2 separate regions of the Homo sapiens genome follow, and region 2 is linked to region 1. A link is an interaction called in ENCODE POLR2A ChIA-PET data of the cell type or tissue named here. Cell type or tissue: PC-9. All regions are shown on one strand. Links, peaks and the distances in the headings refer to the core of each region. The heading gives the core; the rest is flanking DNA. Region 1 overlaps SMURF2 (SMAD specific E3 ubiquitin protein ligase 2). Region 2 has its middle 6.6 kb from the start of SMURF2.

Evidence for each region. Peaks named below come from ENCODE experiments on the same cell type or tissue, not always from the same donor. Only the 100,000 strongest peaks of a DNase experiment are listed, where the experiment ranks them.
Region 2: POLR2A ChIA-PET joins it to region 1 with 7 read pairs; 9 of 35 experiments call an interaction of 5 or more read pairs at or near these places.

The regions. Positions count from the first base shown.
Region 1 is chr17:64,545,105-64,551,602 of GRCh38, reverse strand. SMURF2 (SMAD specific E3 ubiquitin protein ligase 2) reads left to right here. Exons shown (of 19, transcript NM_022739.4): 16 at 1-19; 17 at 3,802-4,003; 18 at 5,265-5,340; 19 at 5,656-6,498. The coding sequence ends at 5,755. Among named protein-coding and RNA genes, the nearest start is that of CEP95, 41 kb to the right of the region's middle. In PC-9, for the core only: no CTCF peak of the experiment used is centred there; no DNase peak of the experiment used is centred there.
Region 2 is chr17:64,665,463-64,672,441 of GRCh38, reverse strand. No RefSeq gene overlaps it. Among named protein-coding and RNA genes, the nearest start is that of SMURF2, 6.6 kb to the right of the region's middle. In PC-9, for the core only: no CTCF peak of the experiment used is centred there; DNase peaks (open chromatin) are centred at 3,921 and 4,261; H3K27ac peaks cover 1,849 bases.

The sequences.
Region 1 (6,498 bases), core at 2,499-6,498:
TGATGAGAAGGAGTTAGAGGTTAGTGCATTAGTATTATAACATCACTAGTGTAACAAGGAAGGATTGGGAATTATTTTGTTACTTAGTTTTAGAGGAAAGCATATTTCTGGTGCTTTCTAAGTTTCATGGTTCTATGCTTGAGAATTCTTATTCACAGGAAAAGTCTTTCATGCTTTTGAAGGCCTTTCATGCTTTGGAATTTCTGTGAGTGAACAATCTGTCTCTCTCTCTCTTTTTTTTTTTCTGAGACAGGGTCTCACTCTGTCACCCAGGCTGGGGTGCAGTGGTGCAATCATGGCTCACTGCAGCCTTGACCTCCTGGGCTCAAATGATCCTTCAGCCCCTCAAGTAGCTGAGACTACAAGCATGCACCAGCACCCCTGGCTAATTTTTTTGTTTTTTTTGGTAGAGACAGGGTTTTGCCATGTTTCCCAGGGTGGTCTCAAACTCCTGAGCTCAAGTGATCCGCCTGCCTTGGCCTCCCAAAGTGCTAGGATTATAGGCTTGAGCCACCATGCCCAGCTGTGAGCAGTCTCTCTTATATTGTGAAAATTTTTAATTTATTTTTCTATCCTGTACTTTCTTGTTTTAAACAGATTTCGTGACTTATATGTACATTCTTCCAATATATGTCTATTCCCTAACTTAGTGGTTACTGATTTAGTTAAGTAAAACCTCATTAATCTACCATTTTGAAATTTATTTGGGTAAGAGCCTACTCTGAATTAGTTTTACACTAAGCTTGCAAGAAAGCATTTGATAGACAAGATCATCGAGAAAATAACTAAAACACCTAGGATAAATTGAATCTAAATGTCTCTCTCTTTTTTTTTTTTTTTTTTTTGGAGACAGAGTTGCCCAGGCTGGAGGGCAGTGGCACTGCAACCTCCACCTCCTGGATTCAAGTGATTCTCCTGCCTCAGCCTCCCAAGTAGCTGGGACTACAGGCACCTGCCACCACGTCCAGCTAATTTTTGTATTTTTAGTAGAAACGGGGTTTCACCATGTTGGCCAGGCTGGCCTGGGACTCCTGACCTCAAATAATCCACCCACCTCGGCCTTCCACAGTGCTGGGATTACAGGTGTGAGCCACCGCACCTGGCCTCTAAATGTCTTTAGATTAACGGCCATACTAAACAGTGAATAGTTTTTTGTTTCCTTTTAAAGCTGGCCCTTAAACACCCCAGGTTTTGTAATTAAGACCTTAAACAAATGCATCTGAATTTCCTACTGAACAACTAAAAAACACGAGGTTTAATTCTATTAAAGGTCCCAAATTTATTTAGTAGTTAGGGATAACACAAATATTTGAAGTCTACTAATAATTTGAAACATGATTTTATTCAATGCCTTCAATGTCCTTTCTAAATAAATCTGTTAATAGACCTGTTAGCAAACAAATCTAAAAAGGTTGGTTTTACTTAATACTCTCCCCATTCCTTTTGTGATTGAATTGTTCATAGTGAAATAGCCAGAAGGAAGTAGTTAGAAGGAGAACATAGCAGGAATGCCGATAAGGTTGAAATATAATGCATTTTCATCTCTTTATACAATAAACGAGGATTTGGCCTTCTAACTGCCATTCCTCTGAAGAAAAGAATTTAGGAGGTGTCTTTTATGTCATTAAATACACCCATAATCCTTTTCGGATAACCTCCTCCCTGTTCAGTGTGGTGTTAATTCAGTGAACCCTGTAGAAGCTTTGTTGGAGATTTTATTTCAGAACCCCATAGAAGCCTTACTGGAGACTTTATTTGGTAGGGTTAGGATTTTTAATATAGTTTCTACTGCTAATGGGTCATGAAACTTTGTTTTTCTTCTCTTTTTTCTTTTTTTTATTTGTGGAGACAGAATCTCACTCTGTCACCCAGGCTGGAGTACAGTGGCACAATCTCCACTTACCGCAACCTCTGCCTCCCAGGTTTTCAAGCGATTCTCGTGCCTCAGCCTCCTGAGTAACTGGGACTTCAGGTGTGCACCACCATGCCTGGCTAATTTTTGTATTTTTAGTAGAGATGGGGTTTCACCATGTTGCCCAGGCCGGTCTTGAACTTTTTAGCTCAGGCAATCCACCTGCCTCTGCTTCCCAAATTGTTAGGATTACAGGCGTGAGCCACTGCACCAGGCCTGAATCATTAAACTTTTTATTTTTATTTTTTGAGATAGAGTCTCACTCTGTTGCCTAGGCTGGAGTGCAGTACCATGATCCTAGCTCACTGTTAACTCTTATGCTGAAGTGATCCTCCTACCTCAGTCTCCCCAGTAACTGGTACTACAGGTGTGCACCACCACGCCTGGCTAACATTATTTTGGCTTTTTTTTTTTTTTTTTTTTTTTTTGGAGACACAGTCTCACTTGTCCCCCAGGCTGATGGGATCTCAGCTCCCTACAACCTCTACTTCCTGGGTTCAAGCGATTCTCATGCCTTACCTGGGATTACAGGTGCCCGCCACCACGCCCGGCTACCTTTTTGTATTTTTAGTAGATACAGGGTTTCGCCATGTTGGCCAGGCTGGTCTTGAACTCCTGACCTCAAGTGATCTGCATGCCTCGTCCTCCCAAAGTGCTAGGATTACAGGCGTGAGCTACCACACCCTACCAATTTTTAAAGACAATATGTATAACATTTATTTTAGCATTGTATATATTAATCCTGGGTGTAATTCTATAAAATACAGGATTTGCAAGTTATGTTTTATAGTATACATGGAATTCACTGCTATAAACAAACATGTTAGATTAGTATGGTGAGTTAGTCTTGAACCCTAGGGAGACATATTAATGATAGTATAAAATGATTTGGATATAGTTCATCTGTGTGACCCTCCATCAGGATGTGTTTAGCAGAGGTCTGTATCAATGTGCTCATGTATTTTGTGCTTTAATATCAATTTAATATTATTAAGCAAATGTAGGCCAGGTGTAGTGGCTCACACCTATAATCCTAGCACTTTGGGAGGCTGAGGCAGGCGGATCACTTGAGGCCAGGAGTTGGAGACCAGCCTGGCCAACATGGCGGAATCTCATCTCTACTAAAAATACAAAAATTAGCTGGGCATTGTGGTGCATGCCTGTAATCCCAGCTACTTGGGAGGCTAAGGCAGGAGAATCACTTGAACCCGGGAGGCAGAGGTTGCAGTGAGCCTAGATCATGCCACTGCACTCCAGCCTAGGAGACAGAGCAAAATTCTGTCTTAAAAAAAAAAAATTATTAAGCAAATTGTATGACTCACTTATTCAACACCCATTTCTGAAGTTTCTGTGCATTATCGGTTGCTTCCCCAGGATGTAGTGAAATGGATGTTACTACCATATTACAGCAGAGGAATTGATTGAATTGCCCTCAATCAACAAAGCTAATAGGTATTGAAACTAGTAGATGATGCAGGTCCAAAGAAGGCACATATCTGTATTTACTCTTTGGGTCTCAATTTCTGTCCATTTTTTTTAAAGCTTTATAATTTTATTATGAACTTATGAAACATTCTCAATTGTTTACCTGGTCAAGTCTATCACAGCTGTGGTTCTCAGACCCTGGAGAGGGAGTTTGCAGTGAGTAGATATCTCTGGAGCTTTTTAAAATATAGATCCCAACTGTCACCCCAGGTGCACAGAATTAACATCTCTGAGCCTAGGACCTGGAATGTCAATTTGAAAAGCTTTTCAGATGATTCTGATGTGCATCTTTAATTAGGAACCACCAAATGACAGCCAGCAGTACAAACCTAAAGTTCTCTTTTGAGGAATTTTTGGTCTGGCTGTGGTTTCCACAGGTTCATTACTGTGTACTATTTTCACAGCTCATTATTTGTGGACTTGGAAAGATAGATGTTAATGACTGGAAGGTAAACACCCGGTTAAAACACTGTACACCAGACAGCAACATTGTCAAATGGTTCTGGAAAGCTGTGGAGTTTTTTGATGAAGAGCGACGAGCAAGATTGCTTCAGTTTGTGACAGGATCCTCTCGAGTGCCTCTGCAGGGCTTCAAAGCATTGCAAGGTAACAGCCTGAGGTGCAGGCAAGCTGGGCAGCGGGTGGGGGCGGGGCTGTCAGCGTGGGGTCTGTGGAGATATTTTGTAAACCATGTGCTTAGAGATTCTCTTTTTCACTTCTTATCTGTGACTCTCACATTGTGATACCTTCTTCTCCCTCCTTTCTTTTGTTCCCTTCCCAAGAGCCTTTTCTGCGGGCTTCTCTGATTGTAGTGAGTGCCGCATGCTAGAGACCGTACGTGGTGATGCTCTGCCTTTGTTTTCTGGTCACCTTACTTTTAATTCTGTTGCACATTCCTGTAGGGAAGTCGTTCACTTCCATGTTCACATCTTGACCTGGTGAAACGTTTACCTGCCTGGGATGCCTCTCCCCTCTACTTTTCGTTCTTTCTCTTATTAGACAGAAGCAGCATGGGTCATGGAAACCATCTGTTCGGTCAGAGCATTTTAATTACTGCATGGCATCAGACCATTTGTTTACAACCATATTCCTTTTTTAAGAATGGTTTTCTGTGGAATAAGCTGGTTAATTTTGGGAGGAGCTGGTAATATTGCTAATGATTGTGGTGCTTCACTGGGTGGCAGTTGCTTCCTTTACCTCTTAAGCACTTCATTTTCAAAGCTGCTGGTGATGAATAAGGACACACAAAGCGACACTGGTACATAATTCGACAGTGCTGCCCACAGCGCATGCGCTGAAATCCCTGGGGGGAGAGCGTGCTTTCAGCTGTGCTGCCCTTCTCTGTAAGGAGAGCTCCTCATCCTCACACTTCCCAGATGCATAAAGTGAAGTTGTATTTCTGCTACATGTATTTATATGGGGTGCCTGTGCGAACTGAAATGGATTCTATAGACGGCTCTTTTGCTGTCAGCCCAGTTTGAGTCATGAAATCTAAATTTGCATCAGGTCGTCATCTTTTTGAATGTGTGCCTATGTATTTTACCTTGGATTTGCCTGATTACTTTTCTTCTCATGCTTTTGGGATATTGACTTTCTATAAAAGATAGAAATTGAGAAAGGGATTTCAATCTTGAGTTTTTTCTCAAATGGAAATGTGAACCTATTACGGAATCTAAGCCTTATCCAAGGTTAATTCTGGCTCTTAAAACCCAGATGCTTTTCCTGCTGCCCTTTGGTAGTATGTGTGGATTCATTAGCATTCCCCTATCCCCAGATCCTGTGGTTAACTTACCAGTTTTATTCTTAAGATTTTGGAGACTAATGCACGCACCTGCAGTGATTTCATCCACATTTCCTTCATTTGCAGGTGCTGCAGGCCCGAGACTCTTTACCATACACCAGATTGATGCCTGCACTAACAACCTGCCGAAAGCCCACACTTGGTAAGGTATTTTTGTAGCTGTATTCCCCATTCCATGTACATAAGTGTTAGTTCCAAACAGATTTGACTTTTTATTTATTGTACTTACTAGTGTTAAATGGGCCTTTAAAGGGAATGATAAGCAACTTAAGTGATTTAAAAGTTAAGATTATTCGGAAATTGGTAGGAAAACCCAAAAGTGGTCATCTCTGTTTTAGAGAAATACCTTTTAGTTTTCTGTGTGACACAGAGTGATGTGGCTATACTGGTATACACTTGCTAGGCCAGTTTACTTATTTTGAATGAACTGTATAAAATTTGATTTGCTTATTCACAGCTTCAATCGAATAGACATTCCACCCTATGAAAGCTATGAAAAGCTATATGAAAAGCTGCTAACAGCCATTGAAGAAACATGTGGATTTGCTGTGGAATGACAAGCTTCAAGGATTTACCCAGGACTCTATTTATACAACCCTGACTGACAGCCTCCTTTCAGCAGAGTTTCAAAGAATATGCTGAAATACAGGAAAACACTCCCCCCCCCCCCCTTTTTTTTTTTTTTTTTACATTTTAGGACACTGTGAGGGGAAAGGACAATTTTGAAATTCCTTTTCAAGGAAAAAAAAGGTCTTTATGCTTTGCCATGAGGCCACATTCAGCTGCTATTTAAACTTAATATCTTGAACCTAAAGAATGCTGACTTTTCCTACATTTCCAGAGTTAGGCAGTATTCTACACTTAAAGACTACTACTATTTTTATAAAAGGTAATCTATTCAAATTTCTTCACAGATTTCAAGTCTCTCAAACATCAAGACAACTTCAGCAGTCGGTACAAGTCACATTTCATTTTGATTGAATACATGATCTTGAACAGCTCCTGTACTTGCTCTTTGTAAAAAAAAATAAAATTATTTTGAATTATTCTACCTTTGTAAACAATTGGCTAAAAGAATCATCTTTAAGAAATTAAGCCATTTACATGTTTGTGTTTTTCTATAGCAGAGCATTATATTTTGCATTATATGTTTCAACCTAGTCTAAGTGGGTCTTTTTTACATTTTTCAAGAACGGATTTCCTGGAATACAGCGATATAATTTTGGTTGTCAAATTCCTAATGCAACCATTTAGTCTAAACTTAGTCATTTATTTGTGACAATAAGATGTGTTCAGGGGC
Region 2 (6,979 bases), core at 1,860-5,859, 120 kb before region 1:
GTTCACCGCAATCTCTGCCTCCTGGGTTCAATTGATTCTCCTGCCTCAGCCTCGAGAGTAGCTGGGATTACAGGCATGCACCACCATGCCCAGCTAATTTTGTATGTTTAGTAGAGACATGGTTTCTCCATATTGGTCAGGCTGGTCTCAAACTCCCGACCTCAGGTGATCCGCCAGCCTCGGCCTCCCAAAGTGCTGGGATTACAGGCATGAACCACCGCATCTGGCCTAATTTACTTCATTTTAAACATTTAGTTACTTAAAAAAAAATCTACAGTCAATGTCAAATAATATTTAACATGGCAAGGAAAACAAGATGAACATCCATGTACCTGCTTTAAAAAAAAATCATTACCAGTAGTTTTTTTTTTTTTTTTTTTTTTTGAGATGGAGTCTTGTTCTGTGGCCCAGGCTGGAGTGCAGTGGCATGATCTTGGCTCATTGCAACCTCCGCATCCTGGGTTCAAGTGATTCTCCTGCCTCAACCTCCTGAATAGCTGGGATTACAGGCACAGGCACCTGCCACCATGCCCGGATAATTTTTGTATTTTTAGTAGCGATGGGGTTTCCCCATGTTGGCCAGGCTGGTCTTGAACTCCTGACCTCAAGTGATCTGCCTGCCTCGGCCTCCCAAAGTGCTGGGATTACAGGTGTGAGTCACTGCACCCGGCCTTCTTTCTTTTTTTTTTTTTGTTTTTGAGGCAGAGTCTCAGTCTGCTGCCTAGAATGGAATGCAGTGGCACTGGAATGCAGTAGTGTGATCACGGCTCACTGCAACCTTGACCTCCGTGGACTCAGGTGATCCTCCTATTTCAGCCTCCTGAGTAGTTGGGCCTATAGGTGCATGCCACCACTCCTGGCTAATTTTTTGTAGATATGGGGTTTTGCCATGTTGCTCAGGCTGGTTTCAAACTCCTGGGCTCAAGTGATTCCTCTGCCTCGGCCTCCCAAAGTGCTAGGATTACAGGCATGAGTCACCATGCCCAGCCCTTGAATGGTTTTAAAGTGTTATTCTTATCCGAATATTTGTTTTAAACAACAGGATTTAAACTTACAGGAAAACCTAAATACAGACCTCTGCACGTTAACCCTATATACATTTTTCTATGCTGTCACTTACATATTTGAATGTACTGCTTTCAACTTCAAAACAAGCAGTCTCCCCCAGGTCTCCCATGACGTTCTGAAATCCTAACTTCTATTACCTAATACAAGGCTACAAATTATGTTAGTTGGGTGGTTGGGAACAAAGCATGTGCCATAAAAATAAGGCAAATGTGAATGTGTACATTTGCTAAGTTTTTTGCCACTGTCTGCCCTCTTAAATTGTGGTAGCAGCTATTGTTCACATTGATATATTACATTGATATTGATATTGTTCACATCGTATGGGCATGGGGGAAAGAGAAAGGGAGCAAAGGGAGAAAGAGACAGAGAGAGAGAGAGAGAGAGAGCGAGCCAGAGAGCGCGTGAGTGCCCAGGAGGCAGGAGAGAGGTGCGTCCCATTGCCCCAGAAGGAAGCTGGGAGCTTCTAACGGAGGCTGTACCCCTCACTCACATATATATTTATAGTACAAGGAAGCACTTCTAAGGGACCTTGTTCATTGCTTTGCACAAAATAGCCACTTAATATTTGAAATCATGCAGACTCTGTTGTCTGGTCACAATGGAATCAAACTAGAAATCAGTAACAGAAAGATAGGAAAATATCAAAACACTTGGAAATTAAACAACACACTTCTAAATAACCCAGTGGTCAAGGAGGAAGTTTCAAAGAAGAGCAAAAATACAGAATTTGTGGGACATGGCTGAAGGGGAGCTGAGAGGGAAATTTATAGCAATTAAGGTATATATTAGAAATAAATAATCTAATAATAAATAATAAATAATCTAAGCTCCTGCTTCAAGAACCTAGAAAAAGAAGAAAAAAATCAAAAAGAAAAAAGAATATAGTAAAGACAAGTGAATATATCAAATAAACTGAACATAGAACCTAATTCATAAAATCAATACAAAAATTTGATTTTTTAAAAGGATAAAATAATTGGCAAGCCTCTCACAGGGAGAAAAAAAGACACAAATTGCTAATGTTACAAAATAAAATGAAATGGGCTGGTGCGGTGGCTTACGCGTGTAATCCCAGCACTTTGGGAGGCTGAGGCGGGTAGATCACTTGAGGTTAGGAGTTTGAGACCAGCCTAGCCAACATAGTGAAACCCTGTCTCTACTAAAAATATGAAAATTAGCCGGGCATGGTGGCGGGCACCAGTAATCCCCAGCTACTCAGGAGGCTGAGGCAGGAGAATCGCTTGAACCTGGGAGGCAGAGGTTGCAGTGAGCTGAGATTATGCCACTGTACTCCAGCCTGGGCGACAGAGTGAGACATCGTCTCAAAAAAAAAAAAAAAAAAAAAAAAAGAAGAAGAAGAAGAAATGGGGGATATATATTCTACAGACATTAAAGAGATGATTAGGAAATACTAAAACTAATTCTACATAAATTCAACAACTTAGATGAAATGGACCAATTCCTCAAAAAAATGAAAATAACCTACCACAATTCATCCAATATGTAATGGATAAGAACAGCCCTATGACTATTAAGAAAATTAAATTTGTAATTAAAAAATTCACAAACAAGAAGTCTCCAGACCCAGATAATTTTACTAGAGAATTCTACCAGTTAAAAAATAATTAACACCAGCCGGGTGCAGTGGCTCACACCTGTAATCCCAGCACTTTGGGAGGCCGAGGTGGGCGGATCATGTCAGGAGATCGAAACCATCTTGGCTAACATGGTGAAACCCCGTCTCTACTAAAATACAAAAAATTAGCTGGGCGTGGTGGCGTGTGCCTGTAATCCCAGCTACTTGGGAGGCTGAGGCAGGGGAATCACTTGAACCTTGGAGGCGGAGGTTGCAGTGACCTGAGATCGCGCCACTGCACTCCAGCCTGGAGATAGAGCAAGACTCCATCTCAAAAAAATAAAAAATAGATAAATAAATAAATAAAAATAATTAACACTGCTGGGCGCGGTGGCTCATGCCTGTAATTCCAGAACTTTGGGAGGCAAAGGTGGGCGGATCACAAGGTCAAGAGATGGAGACCATCCTGGCCAACATGGTTAAACCCCGTCTCTACTGAAAATATAAAAATTAGCTGGGCATGCTGGCATGTGCCTGTAATCCCAGCTACTTGGGAGGCTAAGGCAGGAGAATTGCTTGAACCTGGGAGGCGGAGGTTTCAGTGAGCCGAGATCACGCCACTGCACTCTAGCCTGGGCGACAGAGCAAGACTCCATCTAAAAAAAAAAAAATTATTATATTATTAACACCAATTCTGCCTAAACTCTTTCAGAAAATAGAAGAGAACACCATCGCTCAATCATTCTAAGAAGTTAGTATTTACTCTGACACCAAAACCAAAGAAAGCACACACAAAAAAGGAGAAAACTGCCAACCAATACACATCATAAATAAAGATGCAAAATCCTTAACAAAATATTAGCAAATATAATTAATCAATATATAAGAATTACACAACATGACAAAGTGGGGTTTATTCCAAGGATGCATAGCTCATTGATATTTGAAAACTAATCAATGTAGTCTACCATACTAAAAGGCTAAAAAGAAAAAAAAAGAATGTCAATTAATTTCAGAAAAAAAGTATTTGACAAAATTCAACACCAACTCATAATAAAATTGAGATAAAATAGGTATATGGAGAGAATTTCCCCAATTTGATAAAAAAAAAAACTGCCAAAATATTACAGTTAGCATTATAAAGTGCTGGGATTACAGGTGTGAGCCACTGCACCCGGCCTTCTTTCTTTTTTTTTTGTTTTCGAGACAGAGTCTCAGTCTGCTGCCTAGGATGGAATGCAGTGGCACTGGAATGCAGTGGCATGATCTCGGATCACTGCAACCTTGACCTCTGTGGACTCAGGTGATCCTTCTATCTCAGCTTTCCGAGTAGCTGGGTCTATAGGTGCATGCCACCACTCCTGGCTAATTTTTTGTAGATAGGGGGTTTTGCCATGTTGCTCAGGCTGGTTTCAAACTCCTGGGCTCAAGTGATTCCTCTGCCTCGGCCTCCCAAAGTGCTAGGATTACAGGCATGAGTCACCATGCCCAGCCCTTGAATGGTTTTAAAGTGTTATTCTTATCTGAATATTTGTTTTAAACAACAGGATTTAAACTCACAGGAAAGCCTAAATATAAACCTCTGCACGTTAACCCTATATACATTTTTCTATGCTGTCACTTACATATTTGAATGTACTGCTTTAAACTTCCAAACAAGCAGCCTCTGGCTGGGCGCAGTGACTCACTCCTGTAATCCTAGCACTTTGGGAGGCCAAGGCGGATGGATCACAAGGTCTGGAGTTCAAGACCAGCCTGGCCGAGATGGTGAAACCTGATCTCTACTAAAAATACAAAAATTATTTGGGCACGGTGGTGGGCGCCTGTAATCCCAGCTACTCAGGAGGCTGAGGCAGGGAATTGCTTGAACCCGGAAGGTGGAGCTTACAGTGAGCCAAGATTTCGCCACTGCGCTCCAGCCTGGGCAACAGAGCAAGACTCTGTCTGAAAAAAAAAAAAAGAGAGAGGAAAAAAAAAAGAAGCAGCAGCCTCCCCCAGGTCTCCCATCACGTTCTGAAATCCTAACTTCTATTACCTAATACAAGGCTACAAATTATGTTAGTCGGGTGGTTGGGAACAAAGCGTGTGCCATAAAAATAAGGTAAATGTGAATGTGTACATCAGTTTGCTAAGTTTTTTGCCACTGTCTGGCCTCTTAAATTGTGGTAGCAGCTATTGTTCACATTGATATATTACATTGATATTGATATTGTTCACGTCATATATATTTGTAGTACAAGGAAGCATTTCTAAAGGACCTTGTTCATTGCTTTGCACAAAATAGCCACTTAATATTTGTTGAATGAATTGCTGGCACTATCTCTGGTGTTTTAATTTTTATTTATTTATGTATTTATTTTTGATATGGAGTCTCACTCTGTCAACCAGGCTGGAGTGCAGTGGCACCATCTCGGCTCACTCAACCTCCACCTCCTAGGTTCAAGAGATTCTCCTGCCTCAGCCTCCCAAGTAGCTGGGGATACATGCATGCGCCACCACGCCTGGCTAATTTTTTTGTATTTTTTTTTTTTTTTTTTTAGTACAGACGTAGTTTCACCATGTTGGTCAGGCTGGTCTCGAACTCCTGACCTCAAATGATCCGCCCGCCTCAGCCTCCCAAAAGTGCTGGAATTACAGGCATGAGCCACTGTGCCTGGCCTATCTCTGGTATTTTTAGTACGATGTCAAGAACTTCATATATTTTTTGGATCACTTTAATTGTAAGGTCGTATCCAGACTGATGAAATGCTCTTGGAGGTAACTATCCTGAGAAGCAACTTCACTGATGCATTAAAAGCAGTGACTGGCATGGAATAAGGATTAAAGTATATTAATCCAAAACATGTAAAATTGCATTAATGTTATAACAACCTAAAGCAAAACTAATAAATCACATAAAAAACTCTCACGTTATTTTCCTTAGTAGTTTACATTGTGCTAGATACTTTTGCATGTACATGCTTACAACTTTTCTTCTGTTTTTAAACTTTGCATTACATATAAATTCTACCATATTATATGATCCTCATAAAAATCGTCGGTTAAATGGCTGCATAAAAAACCATGCGGTTGGCCGGGCGCAGGGGCTCACGCCTGTAATCCTAGCACTTTGGGAGGCCGAGGTGGGCGGATCATGAAATCAAGAGATTGAGACCATCTTGGCCAACATGGTGAAACCCTGTCTCTACTAAAAACACAAAAAATTAGCTGGGCATTGTGGCGCGCGCCTGTAGTCCCAGCTACTCGGAGGCTGAGGTAGGAGAATTGCTTGAACCTGGGAGGCGGAGGTTGCAGTGAGCCGAGATGGCGCCACTGCACTCCAGCCTGGCGACAGAGGGAGACTCCGTCTCAAAAAACAAACAACAACAACAACAACAACAACAAAACCCCAAAAGACCATGCAGTTTACGGATCATTATGCTGTTCCCTCATTTCTTTTTTGTTATTAATGGAATTTAGCAAAGAACATCTTCTGTACTATTACTTATTTTTCAAGAATAGGGCCGGGCGCGGTGGCTCACGCCTGTTATCCTAGCACTTTGGGACACCTAGGCAGGCGGATCACCTGAGGTCAAGAGTTTGAGACCAGCCTGGCCAACATGGTGAAACCCCACCTCTACTAAAAATACAAACATTAGCTGGGGGTGGTGGCAGGTGCCTATAATCCCAGCTACTCCGGAGGCTGAGGCAGGAGAATCACGTGAACTTGGAAGGCAGAGGTTGCAATGAGCCAAGGTCGCACCACTGCACTCCAGCCTGGGTGACAGAGTGAGACTCCAACTCAAAAAATAAAATAAAATAAAATAAAATAAAATAAAATAAAAATGGTGGCTGAATGAATCTCATAGTAATATTTTGATATGTAAAGAATGGTCCTGCTGGGCACAGTGGCTCACGCCTGTAATCCCAGCACTTTGGGAGGCCGAGGAGGGTGGATCACAAGGTCAGGAGTTCGAGACCAGCCTGACCAGCATGGGGAAACCCCCGTCTCTACTAAAAAAAAAAAAAAAAATACAAAAATTAGCCAGGTGTGGTGGTGGGTGCCTGTAATCCCAGCTACTCAGGAGGCTGCGGCAGGAGAATCACTTGAACCCAGGAGGTGGAGGTTGCAGTGAGCCGAGATTGCACCACTGCACTCCAGCCTGGGCAACAGAGTGAGACTCCGTCTAAAAAAAAAAAAAGAATGGTTCTGTTTTCATGTCCAATGCTATTTTCCTTTCCTCAAAGACTTTTACACCTGAATGTATATAATTGATTTTACCTAAGATTCCCATCCCTTAATTTTCCGTCTTATCTTTCCCAAGTTCCGGCTATTAATTTGGTAATTCCCTACAT